Linked DNA regions of Homo sapiens: regions 2, 3 and 4 are each linked to region 1. A link is a loop called in an ENCODE intact Hi-C map of the cell type or tissue named here. Cell type or tissue: GM12878. All regions are shown on one strand. Region 1 overlaps UNC13C (unc-13 homolog C). Region 2 overlaps UNC13C (unc-13 homolog C). Region 3 overlaps UNC13C (unc-13 homolog C). Region 4 overlaps UNC13C (unc-13 homolog C).

Region 1 (5,000 bases):
TGGCACCTAACATGGTGAGAGAGGAAGCAAGAGAGACACGGGGGCAGTACCACACTCTTTAACAACCAGATCTCAGTGAATGAATACATCAAGAACTCAGCCATTACCATGAGGAGGGTACCAAGCCATTCATGAAGGATCTGCCCCGTGACCCAAACACCTGCCAGCAGGCCCTACCTCCAACACTGAGGATCACATTTCAACATGAGATTTGGAGGGGCCAAACGTTCAAACTATATCACCATCTCTGTTACTACTGCATCCACACAAATAATGAGAGGTTCTATTAGACTTCATTACCTCTTAATTCTGCTGCCCATATCGGATAACCAATGGTAGTCTGGTGATGGGGAATCAAAAGTATAGGCCAAAATTGGTTTTACTCAAATGGCCATAGCATCACTTTAAATGTTTGGAAAAATTAGGTTTCTTTGGTTAGTGGGCTGATTAGTGGAAAATGCCCTGTGCTTACAGTTGGAAGAATTTGGATTTGAATCCAGTTCCACCACTTACTCTCTATATAAGTCTCACCCGTCACCTAATTTCACCCTGAAGCCCGGTCTCATCTGAAAATGTTTCATTTTCCTTATAGGGTCACTGAGAGGACCAGATGAAATATTACAGGTGTGCTCTGCACAGTGAACATTTGTACCATAATGTTTTCTTAGTGAATACGAAGAATGCCTGTCATGTAAATGGACTGTAACACTTACCAGCTAGTTTCCAAATTGGCTTACTCCTAAAGGAAAGAAAAACTGACTTCTTCCATTTCCAGTTCATCTGTCTATTCTTTTACTCTTTTGAATTTCTTCATAAGGACTTTCACTGCCTTTCAACATCATTTTCTTTAACAATGTAGGACATGGCACTCACAGTTTTGCACGTTTAATTTGTTCTGCACTGGAGGTTATGGTCACAAAGGGGGATGCTCTATCAAGTTACCTTGCCTTTTCGGCTAAAGAATTCGAGGTATTTATAAACTGAGGGAATAAAATGACTTCAGTTGGAAAATGAAATGAAACGAGGCATAACTGCATACTACAAGATAGCAATGCAATTTAGAGCTAGAATAGGTCTAGTGTGTTCTAAATCATAAACACATTTTACAGTATAAATATATATTGTCAGTAAACAACCAAACTTTCTGTTGCGATTTATATATTTAGGTTCCTAATTTGGTCTTCAGGTCTCTCTTTGGAGGGGGCCAGAAACCAGCCAATCTCCAGGAGAGCCCTGGCCAAGGGGAAAGGTAGGTTCTAGGGTGTCAGTCAGGTGAGGCACAAGGAGGAGGTGAAACCAAAACGCAGGAACAGAAGAAATCTCTTACTTACACATCCCAGAGAGGTCCAGAGAGCGGCAGGAGCCCGAGGGGAAGTCTGGAGGCCACGGGGAGCCAGAGAGCACAGTTAGGGCCTGGAGCTTTGTCCTGGGGCTTTCCCGTGGGGGTGTGGCTTAGGCTGATTTAAGAGAACAAGTAGGAAGCAGGACTTATTCACAGGACTCTGGTGTTGGCCGTTAGGTTTGATCATGGTCAGCAGCTGTGTGATGTGTGGGTTCTGGGTCAGTGCGATGAAGAGCAAATGGGCCGCATTACAAACAACCACTCAGGGAGGGGAAGTGTTACCCAGACCAGAGGTGATACAGTGAGACTGGGCTTCAGACAACTTAGGTCAGGCCTGAAAATGGATGCTGAGGCAGCAACTATTAACCACATTTATGGCAGTTTCCAACAAAACCTGGCTTTTAAATCATTTCTATTATACGTGAAGAAAAACTGAACTGAAAATAATTGGAAATAACCCCTTTGGTTTGCCCTAATAAGCAGGAATCAAATTTCTAGGTTCTTCTATTATATGTAAAATGGCAATGTCATTTAAATGAAAGCTAAGATATGAGAAAAAATCGAGGGACATATGTAGCCCTTTACCTCAGGTGTGAAACTGTTTTTGTTTCATAAAGGCCTTTTTAAGCTTTAGTTTCAGGTTTATCTTGTTATTTTAGTGCAGTCTACATGAAAATATTCTTTTGAGGCTGTAAAACACATGCTCTCATTTGGAAAAAAAATAGTTTTCATTGACTCTATATGTTCCTATTCTGATTTTTGAGTGTTTCTTTTATCTAGAGGTTTATATTGCTAAAGAAACTGCCTATGGTTATAGTTTGCAGTCAACAAGTTACCCTGAATTAGCTACAGGTGGCTCTCATGATAGGAATGGTGTGGCGTGAGGCTTAACAACGGTTCTCAAATTGTGGTTCCTAAACCAGCACCATCAGTTGTGCCTGAGAGCTTATTATAAATGCAAATTCTCAGACCCCACCCAGACCCACTGAATAAGAAACTCTGAGTGTAACCGAGCAATCTGTGGTCAAACAAGCCCGACAGGTGATGCTGAACTGCATTAGAGAACTGTCAGTTTACCGTTACAGAAACCCCCTTAGAGTTTCAGTAGCACATTACTTAAGTAATATAAATGGCCAACATTTATATTACTTATAAATGGTAGCACATTACTTAAGTAATATAAATGGTCAACATTTTAAAATTGTTTCAGCTGGTACTGAAAACCATTATCCTGTTTAACAAGGAGTCAGGCTAACAGTAGTGGTGGTCGTCATAATTCACAGTTTTGGCTAGTTGGCCCAGTTCATAGGCACACTGATTTACCCAGGGGACTCACAGTGACTTGCAAACACGTCCCTTCTGCAGAGCTCAGACTGAGAGGCCTTTTGAGGAGCTAACCAGCAAAAATGTTTAAATATCATTGATATTTACTCTGCCCTCATCTTCACCCTCATTCTGGGCCTTTGCTTTCCTTGAAATAGTGGCTTTCTCTGTGACTTCGTTTATCCTCTCTCACTGTGCGCCCTTCCTCAGAACTTGCAAAGGCTGCACAGGATTCAAGAATCACCTCCTGAATTTAGCTGCAGAACTGACTACTCTCTTAACTATATCTCATATCTTAGTAGACATAGTCACTTAGATGTCCTCCTGTTAATATCAGCACAAATAAATAAAACTGAATTTGTGCCTCAAATCAGCTCCCTGTCTAAGCTTCCACACTTTCGTCAGTGGTAGGTTGCACAGATCTACAAGTTACCTAATTCCCCTTTCTCCTTTGCTTGCTTGACCCTGGCATGACCTGTAGATTTTAATAATATTTATCATCTTCATCCCTTTTCTCCATTCCTGCTATTACTATACTTAGAATGTGAACACCTGAACTATGAAACTGTTTTCCAAAAGGCCTTCTTCTTTCCCGTCCTCATTCCCTCCCTCTCTCCTTCCTTCCCTTTCTCTTAATTCCTTCCTTCTTTCCTTCTCTCCTCCTTTCCTTCCTCCCCTTTCTCCCACAAACAGATGGCAAAATAAATGGTTTACACTAACCTGTATGACCTCCTCTCCTTCTAGGTCTCCCACTGACTAAGACCAGCCTCCACATTCTTGAGCCTCAAAATTCTCCAAGTTCTGATGACAATCTACTTCTTTCATCTCCCCTCCATTCACTTGCCCTATTGACTCTTTAGTGGTTCTCAAACTCAGCAGCACCAAAAAGGCTGATTAAAAGAGATATTTGAGCCCGACTCCTAGAGTTTCTGACTCAGTAGTTTCAGGGTAAAGCCCAAAATTTAGCACTTCTGAAAAGTTTCCATGTGCTATAGATAGAATGTTGGTATCTCCCCCAAATTCGTTTGTTGAAGTCCTAATCCCCAGTGTGGCTGTATTTAGAGATGAAGCCTCTAAGGAAATAACTAAGGTTAAATGAGGTAATAGGGTGGGGCCCTGGCCTGATGGGATTAGTGTCCTTATAAAATGAGACACCAGAGAACTTAGGATCTCTCTCTCAGCCATGTGAAGACACAGCAAGTAGAAGGCTGTCTGCAAGCCAGGAGGAGAGCCCTCATCAGAAATGGAATTGGTGGCACATTGATCTTGGACTTCCCAGCCTTCAGAACTGGAAAATAAGTTTTTGTGTTTAAGCCACTCAGTCTTTGTATTTTGTTATGACAGCCTGAGCAGGTAATCCTGAGGCTGCTGTTCTGGGACTATACTTTGAGAGCACCTTTCTACTCCACTCTGATTGGTCTTCTTGTCGCTTTGATCTCTGTGTCTTTCTGACATGCCTACTTTTCTCCTTTCTTTACTTGAGACCCACATCTTCTTGAAAACCCACTTTGAACCATACATCTTCCCCGAAGGCTCCCAACTCTCCCATCACAGTCATCTCTCCCCTTCTGAAAGCCTCTACTCTTTATCTTTAGATTCATCTGGCATCTAGCATAAACTACCCTGGATGATTCTTTTTTCTCTTCATACAGTTGTTTTATCTTCATCATGAGCTTCTTGGAGCAAAGAATCTATCCCTGGTGTCACATACCTAGCACAGTGCTTTGTGCACAGTACAGGTTCAATAAATATATGATTATTTGACAACCATGGAGTGTATGGAGAAGGGGTTCCTAGAAACTGCAGGTGTGAATCATTCAGGTGTCACAGATCTCTCAGTCACTCCAAGAGCCTCTTAGGAATGTGGAGGTACAGCTCACAGAGGAACACGTGATTACTGGCTTACTTGCTTAGGGAGCTGCATCCTGAGGGGTCTCTCTTAATGTTTTGTAAACGAAAGAGTCACCTCTGAGACAGAGCACATCTAATGATGATGAGGATGCCATAAGAATGATGAACATTTATGGGGATTTCTATGTGCAAAGTGTTTCATGGGTATTATCACTTGTAGTTCTCCCAGCAACTCCACACGGTATGAATTATTATGCTTTCCATTTTTACAGATGACAAAATTGAGGCTTAGAGAGGATAAGTGACTTATCCCAGGTCTTGCAGCCAGGCAGAACCAGAGCACATGCTTGGGCCATGCCTGTATAGCTCTCCATTCACCTGTTTTCGCATTTCTTGCCTTTCTTCCATAAATAAGCAGAGAGTTTTACACCAGAGGTTTGTACAAGGTTGGCTTCCAACCTTTAAAGATTTAGGTTTACTATTT
Region 2 (5,000 bases), 500 kb after region 1:
TATTGGAAAAAAGTATAAATACTTCGAGGCAAAGGTTGGTGTATCTTCTTCAAGAGAAGATATTTATTTGTTTCTACTAGGCTTCTGGGCACTGACAATACAGAGTCTCCTTTATGCAAATTCAATGACTGAGATGACTGAAAGCTATAGCTTCTTAGAAGTCTGGCCTGGAGCAAATTCTGAGGAACCCCAAACTAAAAGGTTGAGTATAGGGATTACTTGGGATCCTTCTTTGTAAGACTCTGGACTCTAATGTTTTGTATCTTTTGCTTTAAGGGCCTGTCAAAAGTGCAACTAAACTTCCGGCTGACACTTCTAGAATCGGTAAATGTACCAGGAGAAAGTAGCCCTAAATTTTGAGCATATCTTTGTATATTTTTGTCTCCTCTAGGATCTTAGCCCTATAACTCTCTACTAGCTTCTTAGTTCTCTGATATCTGTAAATTATTTACCTAGATTTTCTAATCTCCCTCCATAAGGAGGGTTATTCCAAATTACTCTTCTACCAATACTGTTAGCAGAAGTCATAATTAACATTCAGAAGTCTTCTTATCATAATAATTTGGACAAATTGAACCATTTATTCTATAAAAATAAATTTTTATACATTATCTAAAATAAGGATGTACCTGCCACATATCAAAACTACTTATAAATAATCATAATACACTATTATTGAAACACACCACTACTTTTGAATGCAAAATAAAGATCATTTTTCTTAATTCTTGCAATTGTGATCTTGAGGCTGAGGGGCCCTGATTCATAGTGACAAAAAAGAGTGACCAAATGGCATTAGGATCTCATCTATATGAGAAGAGAGTATTTCTTCTGACAGAGAAGATAATTTTTTTCAAGTCACTCAACTAGCAGTAATATTTGTGGATCCCTTAGCATATGACCTGAATATTCTGCATGTTTTTATGTATACTTTCTTATTGAATATTTATAATATACAACTAAAGTAAATATTAATAGCTCTCATTTACTAACGAGAAAACTAAAGCTCAAAGAAGTGAAATGACCCATTAAAGGATACATACCAAAAAATGGCAATGGCCATAAAGGGGACACATTCAGACCCAGGACCCCTGACTTTTGAAAATTACGTGGAAAATAATTCAAACACAAGGCTGGGAATTTATAAAGCCAGAAATAAGTGAAATTTATTTAAGAAGGAAACAAGGTAGATATGTCTTCACGACCATTATTTCTGAGTTATAAAGACAACTCATATACTCACAAAACACAACTGCAAAAAATGAACTTTGCTAGAATCCAACCCACCCACTCCGTTATACACGAGGAACTTAAATCCAACTGACCAATAGAAAGAGAGTAGAAAGAGTACAGAACTGAAGAAAAAAGGGGACGTGGATCACAGTTACTGTGAATGGACGGGCTCTCAAGAGAAAACTGAGGGAAGAGAGCCAGGACAGCTGGGGTGCAGAAAAGGAAAGTAGCAAGAGTCTGGCTGAGACCGACCCCAGAGCAACGTGGAGCCCCGAAGAAAGGGTAGTGGGAGTCCTCTCTGCTCCCCTCACCTCTGTGGCAATCTGCTGCCTGCCAAACTGTTGGGAAGACCCCCTGCACTCACAGCCCTGGACAACACTGTCCGTGGCGATTTGGAAACTTCATGAGGACAGAGGACCAGGTAGCGAGTTCGCGCAGAGGTTCCCCCATCCCACTCAGACCCAAACTGAGATGGTGAGTACCATACTGGTTATGTACCTATCATTGGCCACTGTCCTGCCTGGGAAATCTCTGCCCCCAAGACGATGCACCAGCAGATCCCCAGCAAACATACCTTATAATCCCCTCAGACTTTCACAAGCACAGCAATCAAGTCCCTGGGGAGCTGTGGGGTCCCTAGAGATCTAACCCTTGGTGTAGGCTGCCCCAAGGGAGGAGGGAGTGCAGCCCATCAAAGCTCTTTTTGGGACAAAGGAAATGAAGGCGCATCACCAATCTCTGGAAGGGGCAGCACCCAGCAGCTGGGAAGAGGGATAGAGAGGGCGTTATTTCCCGACCCCCACCCCATCTACTATTGTGGATACAGCAGAGGTTCTCCCCACTGGGGGCTGACACATGTACACTTGGAGAAAGTGCTTTTTCTTGGCGCAGAAAGTGAGCCTGTGCTGCTTGGACTTGCATGAAGGTTGGGGCCCAACTCCCTCTCCCTACACAGAGCAGCAGCACCCTGACAACGGAGGCCAGACAAGCCATACAGTTGTCTGCTCCAGACTGAGGGAAGAGGCTGTGCCCTGAGTCCAGTTTGGTGGTCGCTGCCAGAGGGCCATAGCCACATCCAAAGGTCCACAGCCACACTGCAGCTGGGAGCCAAAGAACAAAGTCTAAATGAACTGGAGGTTTTGAGCCCTGCAACAGGGCCATGATAGGGAAGGGAATCGTGTTCCTGGCTGCTCAGGACAAGGCTTCACTCCCACTCCCTACCCCAGGGACCTAGAACACCCCAACACAGTCTCTCCCCATCAGGGTGGGCACTTCCCCCTGAGCTGAGAATGAGCCGGCTCTTACTCTTCATTGCCACCTACTGGAATGCAGCCTGAATTGCACCACCAAATTAAAAATCTTCCGGAGGGTCTTACTGCTAGTACACAAGATGTGCTCCCTGAGACCTCCACACCCGGAGCACAGCAGGAGATGGTGTATGGGCTCATATGTCCAATATATCCCTACAACAAGCAGCATCTTAGAAAGCTATCACACAGAACCTATCCACAACCAAGGAACCCATTCAGAGCCTTGGCCCCCACAAAAGCACCCAGAAACAAAACCGGATGATTATACACAACATATACCATAGTCATACCCTCAAGGGAAAAGATAAAAAATTAAAAACAGTCCCATCAAAATGATAGAAAACTCAAAAATAAGAAGCGACGGTTCCTTAAGATGAGTAGAAATCAAGAGGAGAACTCCAGCAGTACAAAAAGACAGTGTTTTGACAACTCCAAAAGATTACATTAGCTCTCTGGCAATGGATCCCAACCAGAGTCAAAAGTCTAAAATGACAGATAAAGAATTTAAAGTATAGATTGCAAGGAAACTCAATGAGATCCAAGAGAAAGTTGAAATGAACACAAAGCAACCCAGTCAGACAAAATTTAAAAAAAATTAATGAACAAAGCACATAAGAAACATGGGGCTATGTAAAGCAACCAAATCTATGACTAATCGGCATTATGATAGAGAAGAAGAAAAAGTAGGCAACTTGGAAAACATATTTGAAAGAATAGTTCAGGAAAATTGCCCTAATATTGCTAGAGCTCAAGACCCAGATACAAGAAATTCAGAGAACACCTGCGAGATACTATACAAGATGACCATCACCAAGATATATGATCATCAGGCTATCCAAGGTCAATGCTAATGAAAACAACTTGAAGGCATAGAGTAAAGGGCAAAATTACCTATAAAGGAAATCCCATTAGGCTAACAGCGGTCTTCTAAACCAGAAGAAATTAGGGGCCTACTTTTAGCCTTCTTAAAGGAAAATAAATGACATTCATGCATTTTATATCCTGACAAACTAAACTCCATAAGTGAAAAAGAAATAAAACTTTTCCCAGGCAAGCAAATGCTAAGGGAATTCATAACCACCAGACCAGCCCTATAAGAAATGATCAAAGGATTTCTAAACATGGAAATGAAAGGATGATACTTGCTACCGTAAAAGGACAGGTAAGTACAAAGTTCACAGATCCCATAAAGCAGCTACACAATTGTACAAAGCAACTAGCTAACAATGCTAGGAGAGGAACAAAACCTCACATATCAATATTAACCTTGAAAGTAAGTAGCTTAAATGCTCTATTTAAAAGACATAGAGTGGAAAATTGGATTAAAAAACAATACTCAACCTGCTGTTGCCTTCAAGAGTCCCATATTATGTGTAATGATACCCACAGACTCAAAGTAAAGAGATGAAGAAAGATCTCTCATGCAAATGGAAAGCGAAGGAAAAAAAAAAGCAGGGATTGCTATTCTTGTATCTGATGAAACATACTTTAAAACAACAGTAAAAATAAATAAAAGAGTATTATATAATGATAAAGGATTCAATTCAACAAGAAAATTTAACTATCCTAAGTATATACAAACCCAGTATCAGAGTACCAAGATTCACAAACAAATACTACTGTATCTAAGAAAAGAGGCAGACAGCCATACAATAATAGTGAAGGGCTTCAACACTCCACTGACAGCACTAGAAAGATAATCAAAGCATAAGCTAATAAAGTAACTCAGGACTTAAATTGGACTCTTGTCCAAATGGACTTAATAGGCATCTACAGAACATTCAATTCAATACCAAAGAATATACATTTTATCATCTGTGCATGAAACAACCTCTAAAATGGTCATAAGGCAAATCTCACTAAGTTCTAAAATCAAAATCATATCAAGCATATTATCAGACCACAAAACAAAATTTAAAAATTAATACCAAGAGGAACTCTCAAAACCACACAAATATATGGAAACTAAACAACTTGCTCCTGAATGGCTTTTGAATAAGCAACTAAATTAAGGCAGAAGTTTTTAAAATTTTGAAACAAACAAAAATAGACACACAACATACCAAAACCAATGGAGATACAACAAAACAGTGTTAAGAGGAAATTTTATAGCGCTAAATGCCTACACCAAAAAGAAAGAAAGTTCTCAAATTAACAACCTAATGCTGCACCTAAAGGAACTAGAAAAACAAAAACTAACCAAATGCAAAGTTAGCAAAAGCAAAGAAACAACAAAGATTAAATGGAATTGTGACCCCAAAAAACAAACAAAGGATCAACAAAACAAAAAGTTGGTTATTTGAAAGGATAAACAAAACTGACATATCAATATCTAGATTAACCAAGAAAAAGAGAGAAGATTCAAATAAGCACAATCAGAATTGATAAAGGTGTCATCACACCCGACACCACAAAAATACAAAAGATCCATAAAGACTACTATGAACATTTCTATGT
Region 3 (5,000 bases), 430 kb after region 1:
ATGTTGAATAAGCAAATTGAACACAGAGAAGGAAATGTGTTTCAATACAATACTTTTTTCTCATCAACAAATATACTGTCTTCAGGTTTCTTAACTAGCAATTTCATTTTTCTGAGGCTGGATTGGCCCCGCTAGCTGCCATATTAAGTTGGCACTCCTGTGATACTCAAAGCCAGAAGTGAGTACCAGCACTGGCTTGAGATTTAGACCCTGGAGTGAGAAAAAAAATTGTGAATGAGTTCATGAGGGTGAGGGGATAGAAGTAGTACTATGCTTAAGCTTATGTTGATGGCCTTAGTTTTCTAATTGAGAAAAGACTGCCTTTGGGAGTTGGGTGTGTGATGAAACTTATATCGCTAATATGCAGACGGTCTTACCAAATGCTAGTCCTTTGGAAGTGCGTGATTTGGGGTTCTTTTAAAGTACGTCTCAAATATTATGAGGTCGAGTTAGTGGCTCACAGAAATCAGGGAAAGGTAAATTTCCTATTGAGTGTGTTTTTATCGGCAGTCACCTAAAGATGAAAGGAAAAGCAGGCCCTTTCTAAGAAGCCAACCAGAGCTGTGTAGATCCATTATGGAACGCTCCAGCGCCAGGAACTGGCTAAAGGAAAGTTGTCAGAGTTGATGGCAGCTCTGATTTCCTTCCCCAAAGTAGAACCATTGTGTGCATCGTGGCTTGAAAGGGATCTTGATCTGGAATGTAAATGCTGGGTGCTGTGGCTCACTCGTATCATCCCAGCACTTTGGGAGGCCCAGGGTGGCAGATTGCCTGAGCTCAGGAGTTCAAAACCACCCTGGGCAACTTGGTGAAACCCCATCTCTACTAAAATACAAAAAAATTAGCCAGGCATGATGGCACGCGCCTGTAATCCCATCTACTCGGGAGGCTGAGGCGAGAGAATCACTTTAGCCCAGGAGGCGGAGGTTGCAGTCAGCCGAGATCAGGCCACTGCACTCCTGCTTCAGTGAGAGTGAGACTCCATCTCAGAAAAAAAAGGAATAAAAGAGTAGTTTTCATATAATGAGTAAAATTGGAGGTTCTCCTGGCTTACATGTACTAGGATTATCCTGAGGTTTCATGTTCTTAAATACTATTAAATAATGGAAGTAAAAAATGTGATTTGGGGGAATAACTTTTTTATGGTCAGCCTCCTAAAGCTCAGAAGATGGCCTCTATTACAATAGACATCAGGTTTCTTATATATGTGTGAGGATGGATGGACCTATTTTCTAATATTACCCGAAGATGGGGGAGTCTTATACAGTATCCCTGATCAACCGTGGGTAATAGTCAAATATTTTTTCCTGGGTTTATGGTCTACCACTCAGTAAGAAAGAATGTTAAGCTATAAACCCAAGCCAGAAAGAGAGATGATCAAAAAGGTGCCAATCTACAACTTGGTGAACTATGAGCTATTAGCAGCTTCAGGATGACAGCTCCATTTTCTTAATCTTCTGAGTCAGTTTTATGATTATTTTGCCACCATAAATTTAGGAATAAAATATGCCTAAAAGAAACTATTTATAATCTACCCCAAGAAAACTATGGTTTAACTAAGCCTGGTTGGGAATATAGATAGTAAATTTTATCTTAATTTCATAGATGCTGTACCAAAGTATATTTCCCACTAAATGGGTCTGGGGTTGTGAGGTCTCATAGATCCACACATTGAAGTAGTCACCCTGATGTCTGGTCTTTGTAGTTAATATCAAAAGCTAACCTAATGATCTTATGACTTTCTAAGTAGAGAAGATATCAAGTGCTCCTGAGACTAGAGAGAGCTGGAGGTAGGCCAAAATTAGATAGGCAGTCTTCTTGACCACAGGAAGCTAATGGCTCAGCAACCACTTCTTGATTCATGGGTTTTAGAAAGTTGGCGGCCTTGTGGTTAACAGTTTTCCTAATTAAGAAACTCTCTGTCTAGATTAAGCCTTTGTGCATAGGACATTATGTGCTTGCTCTGCGTGAGGACTGCAGACAGTGTGCTGAGGACTAACAGGCATGATACAATCAAGAGTCTGTGATTAGGCGTACTCCCTGAAGTCTCACATGAGGCTCCTTTCGAGCAGCTGTAACTGCCTTGTGGCATGATTGTGCCCAACACTGGCCAAGAGATGTCAAGGGTTGTTTCTCCTGTAATAATTTAAGCAAATCAACTTATTTTAAACTCCTTAGGAATTTGAAATCAAGTTGGAGGATAAGAATCTTGTTAAATCTATGCAACTTATCAAACTAATATAAGCTACAGAACTGATACCAAAAAAATAGAAACACTAAAAACAGTGATAATACTTTACCATAGTAAAAAGAGAGAGAAATAGGAATCAAGAAATATATTCAAAGCCATGTGAAAAGAGCTATAAAGTTATCCTTTGGTATCCATAGGAGATTAGTTCCAGGATCCCCTGTCAGAGACCAAAATCTGCAGATACTCAACTGCCTTATATAAAATGGCACAGTATTTGTGTATTTCCTGTGCACGTCATCCCATATACTTTAAATTATCTCTAGGTTACTTACATGACCAAATACAATGTAAATGCTACATTAACAGTTGTGATCTTGTATTTCTATTTGTGTTTCTTATTGTTGCATTGCTATTTATTATTATTGTTTAGCATATTCTCAATCAACAGCTGTTTGAATCCACAGATGTAGAACCCACAGATACAGAGGGCCAACTGTCCTTTACATTCAAGAAAAACAAGAGTCATTAAAAATATTTAGGTAGAAAGGCCCGTCCTTTAAAGACATTGATCTTTAACAGTGTAGAGATTAGATTTAATGTGGAAGAAGAAATTAACAAAGGAAGATTGGTTAGAAGATCAGTCTCAGAAGATCAGTTTGCAATTGCCTAAGTAAAAGGTACTGAGGACTAAAACTAGATCAGTGGTAATGTGAATACAAATAAGTTGAAAAAATATGGGCATGATGAGTCACTGGCTATACAGTAATGAATTATGAAAGTGGGCCCTGTTTACATCTGTTAACCCTTATAATAAGTAGAAATCTCTATTTCACTCTTACCTAACTCTATAGTGAACTCCTTCTATACCAAGTTCTCTGGAGGGAAAGGAAACTGTTCCCTAAAAATAACTAACTAAAAGGTCAAAGACCATATTAGTCCATTTTCACACTGCTATAAAAACACAACATGAGACTGGGTAATTTATAAAGAAAAGAGGTTTAACTGACTCACAGTTTTGCATGTCTGGGGAGACCTCAGGAAATGTAAAATCCTGGTAGAAGCCAAAGGGGAAGAAAGGCGTCTCTTACATGGCAGCAGGAGACAGAGAGCCAGGGACAGGGGGAATTGCCAAACACTTTTAAAGCCTCGGATCTCATGAGAACTCCCTAGCAGGAGAACAGCCTGGGGGAAACTGCCCCCCATGATCCAATCACCTCCCACCAGGTCCCTCCTTGACACATGGGGATTACAATTTGAGATGAGATTTAGGTGACACAACCAAACCATATAAAAGACAACGGCTCCTTCCTCCATGATTAAAGCACTGTGTTATGTGGGGGCTGTCATTTTCTTAATATTTGGCAAACCTGATTCAGAGCATGCAAGGATGGTGCCGTAGGGTAAACCACTGACTCAGAAGAAAGGGCAGTCGAAACAGCCCATGTCTAGGCTTAGGAGAATTTCTGACCCTTGAGAAATAGGGAAGTTATCTGAGGGAACAGGGAAGAATCAAATTAGTGGACTTGATAGGAAGAACTGAAATTAAAAGTTCTCAGCTATGAGAGATAAGACTGCTGCAATGAGAAAAGTTAGGTGAAGAGCCCCTGGAGAGTAGGAACAACTTTATCTTCTATGCTAAGTGGAAGATTTTAGGCCCTGGCTAAACATGGAAGTCAAGACTATGAAAGAGGAAGAGAGTGTGAGGATAGTAGGCAATCTCAACTTTATAGACAAATAAAAAAGCAATGTCAGTACTGTGACAGAAAATTAAAAATATGTTAAACCAGCTTTATTCCTTTGTTGAACCTAACTGACATTGAGTTCTACAACGGTAACAAAAATGGGTATTTTAATTAAGGTAAATTTAAGAAAAACAATGGAATTGTGCAGGACTTTGGATGAAAACTGGCTTGTTCACATTTACCAAGATAGTTGTTCCTGGTGATAATTGAACAACCTTGGAAATCTCAGCATACGTTTCTTATTAATATTTTTTGGTAAATGTACCTGTTTGAAAATGAGGTCAAAATAGAAGCTTCTGTTTTAATTTAACAATATCTCAGTGCCCTTTCCTTCAACAGTGTCTCTTCATTTTTCTCTGTCTCTGCATTATTTCACTTCTGCAACCACTGCCTCTTTCCTGATAAGGTTCAATCATTCTGGTAGAGGTTGAACAGAAGTTACCAGCCTAGTTCAGAATCATGGACAGAGGAATTTCACATCGGCTCAAGGAACTTAGTGCTATGAGAACTGTACTGCAGAGAAGAACTTCAATGACTAGTGAAGAAAGAAAATAAAGATGATAATATCCTCCTCAAACTGTTTTTCCCTAATCCCACCATTGCTTTATAGACTTGCCCAAATTGTGGTGCATGCAAGTCTGGTGCTTAGAGAATAGACACACACATACACACACACACACACACACACGCACACACCTTGCAATGCTTCTTATAATTCAACCACTGTTTTATAGACTTGTGGTACTTTCAGAATACACACACACACACACACCCCTTGTGATGCTTCTTATAATTCAACCAGTGGAGTTCTAATTACAAATGTCAAGGGAAAGGTAAACTTAAGTCATATATAATCAAAGCACCAAAGGAGTGTTATTCTAATTAAAAATGTGTTTCACATTTGGAGAAGGTACTCATGTGACTTTGTTCACTATCATTGAATAAAAGTAGTTTCATCAGGCTGGGCGCAGTGGCTCATGCCTGTAATCCCAGCACTTTGGGAGGCCGAGGCAGGCAGATCACGAGGTCAGGAGATCGAGACCATCCTGGCTAACATGGTGAAACCC
Region 4 (5,000 bases), 290 kb after region 1:
AAAACATATTTTATAATATATAGAGAGAGGAAGAGATCATCTTTATATTTTCAATTATGAATATAGGCAACAAACCACAGCAGCATTTTTGTCATCAATACAACCACAGATACTTACATATAACATTCTAAGTGTTATGAACCTTAAAATATTATTTGTACCTATCATTAAACTAAAACTGTGTTTCAATATAATTGATTTAATTCTATGAATTTTATTTTTATATGAAAAAGTACATTTTGAAAAGACATCTATGGTTTTCACTAGACTTCCCAACAGGTTCATGGTGCAAAAAGTATTTGAGAATTCCTGAGTATAATGTCTCTTTCATTAACTTATAAGGCAAAATAATACAGCACATACAAGAATAATATTTGAATCTGATGGGCCTATATACGAATTGTAGCACCACTGTTTCTACTTAACATAGGAGTTTTCAACACAGAGCATTTTACTAATTTCTGGGACATTTTTGGTTTTCACGAACATTCACGGACGTTACTGGCATTCAGTGGAATAGGCTAGAGATTTAGATACCCCACCATGTACAGGACAGTGTGCATGATTTAAAATGACCCATCAGGCATTAAGGAAATTTCTTAACTCATTGATGATTACCTTAGCTCAGGATGTAATTCTTTTAGGTAGAAACACCATGTCTTTTGCATGATTTACTAGACACTGAAATGTCCTGGAAAGGAACTAGCATGTCAATCACTAATCAAAGAAGGTTTTGTTGTTGCTGTTAAGAACTTCACCAAGGCTTCCTTTCCATTTTGAAAAATTACATCACCTGTGTCGAAACTACACAAAGTATTTGAACTATAATATTTGAACTGTAGTATTTATAGTATTTGTATCAGTGTGCATTTGAAATGGTCACATTCATCTTAATTCTATCAACAGTGAAAGCCAGTGTCTACTATGTATTCTAGGGTAGTTGTATCCAAGCCCTTACACGTTAAAATACATATTAGAATACTTTTAGTTCTCCTTCATTTTAAGTTGGAACATTATACTGATTTTTCAAATTACATCTATAGATAGGTTAAGTCATGCGTTACTTTGTTTCAGCATAAAATAGGTCATTATGAATTATTTTACATAAAAGTGATTCACTGGGTCTGACAGGGTTGAGAACTACTATGTCTACCTAACTTAACTTCTATAAATCTCAGTTACTTTATCTATAAATAACATGGGGTAATAACACTTGTCTTAGAAAATTCTTGTGGGAAATGGTAGATAATACCTTATAGCAGTTAGCACAGTGCCAGGCAATGTTTCATCCATATTAGCTATAAGACGCCATTATTCCACAAGTTCCACGTTCTTTTTGAAGTTAGAGCCTATGTTTAATATATCTATTATTGACAATTTCTGGCATGTATCTTTCAACAAATATTCACTAAAGTCTGTAAAGTTTCACCAAAATAAAATCCCTTTTACATTTGAAGAAAAAATAATTTTGTCATTCTTAGAAATATATTCATAAAAATATCTAAGTTTGAGCTATTTTATTAGTAAAATGAGGTAGAAATTGTGGGGAGAAAGGAAGAATTAATCCATGACATTGTGTCTGGAGCAGCTAACAAAGCTCACTATCAACCATGGAGAGCAGTTGGAATAGTAAGAGCACAGCTGTCTCCCATTGACTCAGAATTCCCAAGATAACTATGAACCCACACCTGAAATTATTGTAGCAAGCATATTTGGATGATAACACTTTTGGTAATTTACCCAAAATTTATATTAAAAGTGGCTAACATTCTAAGTTCTTTGCTATCAAAAAGAAGAAAAGTCTAAGTAGAAACAAAGACACAACTACTAGTTTATTTCATTCTTATCTTAGAAAAAGATAGAAGGCATTTTAGAGTAGCAAAAGATACAGTTATCATCTTAAACTTAACTCTCAATACATTGCAAATGCAGAAAGATGTCCCTTTTTGTCATTTTTTGATAAATAAATCATCAGAGTTTATGTAAGCCCTGGAAGACAGAGTTCTAATGCATTTTTTACCTGCAAATAGCAGGCACAATAAATAGCAAGCTCTAGATAATAAAGATTGGTAAACATTTCTAGAATCTATTCCTTCACAAGAAAAAATATCCATCTCATTTTGAGGCAAATTTTTTTGAGCTTCTAGTTTTTGCTATAAAAGCAAGGTAAAGGTGTATTAAGTGGTTAAATATGCATACAAATAGCAATCCATACAAAATAGTAGTAACTATATGGGTAAACATACACACATATGCATGTGTCTTTCTACATAATACATATACATGATATAGAAAAAGGAGGGAGAGACAATATTATCTTTCTTTCCAAATTTCTGTTCAAAATAAATGGGATACCAATAGATGAAGGACAACTATAAATGACCACTGATGTTCCTTGTATAAGTGTACTTGCAATTTGTCTTGGGAGTTTGAGTCTCTGTGCATTTCTGGTTGACTGTTTTTTTCATTTTTTTAATTAAATGAACTTTATTTTAGAATAATTTTAGATTTACAGAAGAGTTGCAACAATAGCACAGAGCATTTCTCTAGGCCCTGAACCCTAATTATTTCTTATTAACCTGTCACATTACTAATATTTGTCGCAACTAACATTGGTTCTACTTTTTCCCCGTAAAGACTGGCCAGCTCTTACATTTTTTCTCTTCCAAACAGCTTTTTTTGAGGAATATTAAGTTTGTCATTATGTTTCACATTTAAACTGTCAGAAACGTACAGTTTTACTTCACAGAGCAAAGGTAAGAGTGAGGCTGCTGTTTCAAATGTTGAAGATTACGTAAGGGTGTTGTGATGGGTTTGAAACTGGAGATTTCAGTTTATGATTCTGTGGTGGAGAAGCATATGTATGGATGCCCAGCCTCTCGAGCATTCTGCTTTCATTTTGACTAGATCCCTCCTTGTATTGCTCATCTTCTGAAGACTGAAGTTAGATAACTCACACTCCTGGATTCCTTTGTAGCTATGTTCCAGGTATTTACCCTGCATTCAAGCAAGGTGTAAACTCAAAGTGGTACAGTGTACAGTGCCCATATCATGGGAACTGCTTTTTTTTTCCCCCAACAGTGGATGCTATGTAGTACTGTGATACAGGGTTTCACAGTACTATTTAGTCCCGAGGGGCAAAAGTATTGATCGGTGTTTTCCCCAAAGAAATGTCACCACATAATTTGACCCAGTTCCCACACAGTAGCTTCAGAAGCTAGTACTTTAACCTCTACAGTCATTCTTGAGTGACCTAGTAGTCTACAAATAATCTCTCAGCCTAAACTAACCAAAGTGGACTGTGTTGTTTGCAACTAAGAATACTCACTAACATAATAATTTTTAAAGCATGAAGGGAGTGGCAAGTAACAGAGTCTAAAAACATAGAACTGACTCTGTGGAGGAGATGCTGGCACAGAGAGTGAAGATTTAATCACCTCGGGCTAGAAAGCCGATACATTTTGATACGCAATTGCAAAACAGCTGGTCAAATCTTGCTCACTATAAACTTTGACCACCATGCCACCTGAAGCTTTTTTATTAGTGGGAATGGTGGGAAATAAAATTCAGAATGTTGGCAAGTGATTATCAAATGTTTCCCCCTTTCAAGAATATACTACCATACACAGAGATACATTCAAACTGAATGTAGACAGTTTATAGGTAGAGATGCAAAGGAGAGCAGCCATGTTCAAAAGAGGGTCATGTGCTAGTGTCCTGCAATATAAATTGACTGAGAATATCATAATTTGGAACTCTGCAGGGTTGAGAAAAGCCAGCTGATTCTGAACACAAAAAGGTACCTGTACAAGCAGAGGCTTCTAAGTGCAACTTCAGAAATAGATAAAATTGTTGCCCTAGGGCTTTTCCAGCACCATCCTTTAAGAGGTCTTCGAGTCAAAATGAATGGTAGCTTAGTGGCAAAAACCAAATTAAAGGTGTTGCATTCTCACCCTGGCATATTATTTTTCAGGAACTGAGGCTGCAGCCATTAGGTTAAGGGAGATGAATTGATCAGAACAGAGGAGCCAAGAGATAAGAGACAAAATTGTCCAGGCTTACGTGGTTACTTGCTCATAAAATTGTCTTAGAGCCCGTCTCCTGGAAGCCTAGTAAATTCTCCAGGAAACAGTACTGCCCAAAAGTCATATATACATGCTGAGAAGCTAAAGAGGTTGTTGGTGGCAGACGCTATAAGTACACTCATACAACAACCTTTCAAACCACTCCTCTCCTTCCCTTTTTTAGTTTTATGCAATTTCCCAACCTCCCCTGCAACTAGAGATGGACTTTAGCCAATGTGTCTCACATTTGGCTGGCTACAGCTGTGCTTAAAGTAATTCCTGGGTCCCTGCACTCACAGCAATTAAAAGAAAAAAAAAAAGACTCCAAGTAGAGCATCTCCCCAGCTAGGAAGACCACATGCCTGGATTTCCTGGGATGGTCCTCATTTATGGATATTGCAGATAATGGAATGACTTTTCATTCTTTTGGAGCCCTTTTTAATTTACTTTCACCTTTCACAGTACTCACCCTTGAGTGTAGGCACTGATAAAATGAGCAAAGAAGGTTTACCCATATGTAGACTCAAACTAGTAGAGGGAAACTGATAAACGAAATTCATCTAGAAAGTAGCAGGTCATACAAGATTGACTAACCCAGAAACTACTTCTGTTGCTAGGACCAGGAAGTCCTGAATATACCTGTCCAGCAGGACTCTATGGTTGCTACATACAAAGACTATGTATTTTCCATTTCCTGTCTTACTAAATCAGAAATTTTAAATTGCTGTCATCCTATTTTCTTTTCTCTCCACAATACATTGGGAGTGTTGGACAAAGATACATAGTGTTTAATTTGTGTCCCAGGATCTACAAAGAACCAAACCTGAAGCTTGTGAAGAGACTACAGAAAGATCCTGGACTTCAAGCTAAATGCAGTAACTGAATATAATTTTTAGATTACCTACATTGAAAGGAAGAGAATGAATTCACTTCATT

The links. Hi-C counts contacts between places; a loop is a spot of excess contacts. Peaks named below come from ENCODE experiments on the same cell type or tissue, not always from the same donor. Only the 100,000 strongest peaks of a DNase experiment are listed, where the experiment ranks them.
Region 2: a loop joins it to region 1, with 2.4 times the contacts of the local background. A loop is called at or near these places in 1 of 110 quality-filtered maps.
Region 3: a loop joins it to region 1, with 12 times the contacts of the local background. A loop is called at or near these places in 1 of 110 quality-filtered maps.
Region 4: it touches region 1 in a loop (5-fold over the local background); 1 of 110 quality-filtered maps calls a loop at or near these places.

What each region holds. Positions count from the first base shown.
Region 1 is chr15:54,580,365-54,585,364 of GRCh38, reverse strand. The region is part of intron 30 of UNC13C (unc-13 homolog C); the gene reads right to left. Among named protein-coding and RNA genes, the nearest start is that of UNC13C, 600 kb to the right of the region's middle. RefSeq lists a silencer at 2,292-2,371. In GM12878, no CTCF peak of the experiment used is centred here; DNase peaks (open chromatin) are centred at 2,324, 2,604 and 2,916.
Region 2 is chr15:54,080,603-54,085,602 of GRCh38, reverse strand. The region is part of intron 2 of UNC13C (unc-13 homolog C); the gene reads right to left. Among named protein-coding and RNA genes, the nearest start is that of UNC13C, 100 kb to the right of the region's middle. In GM12878, a CTCF peak has its summit at 2,549 (motif pointing left); no DNase peak of the experiment used is centred here.
Region 3 is chr15:54,147,411-54,152,410 of GRCh38, reverse strand. All of the region lies in intron 4 of UNC13C (unc-13 homolog C), which reads right to left. Among named protein-coding and RNA genes, the nearest start is that of UNC13C, 170 kb to the right of the region's middle. In GM12878, no CTCF peak of the experiment used is centred here; a DNase peak (open chromatin) is centred at 1,970.
Region 4 is chr15:54,287,879-54,292,878 of GRCh38, reverse strand. The region is part of intron 10 of UNC13C (unc-13 homolog C); the gene reads right to left. Among named protein-coding and RNA genes, the nearest start is that of UNC13C, 310 kb to the right of the region's middle. In GM12878, no CTCF peak of the experiment used is centred here; a DNase peak (open chromatin) is centred at 2,948.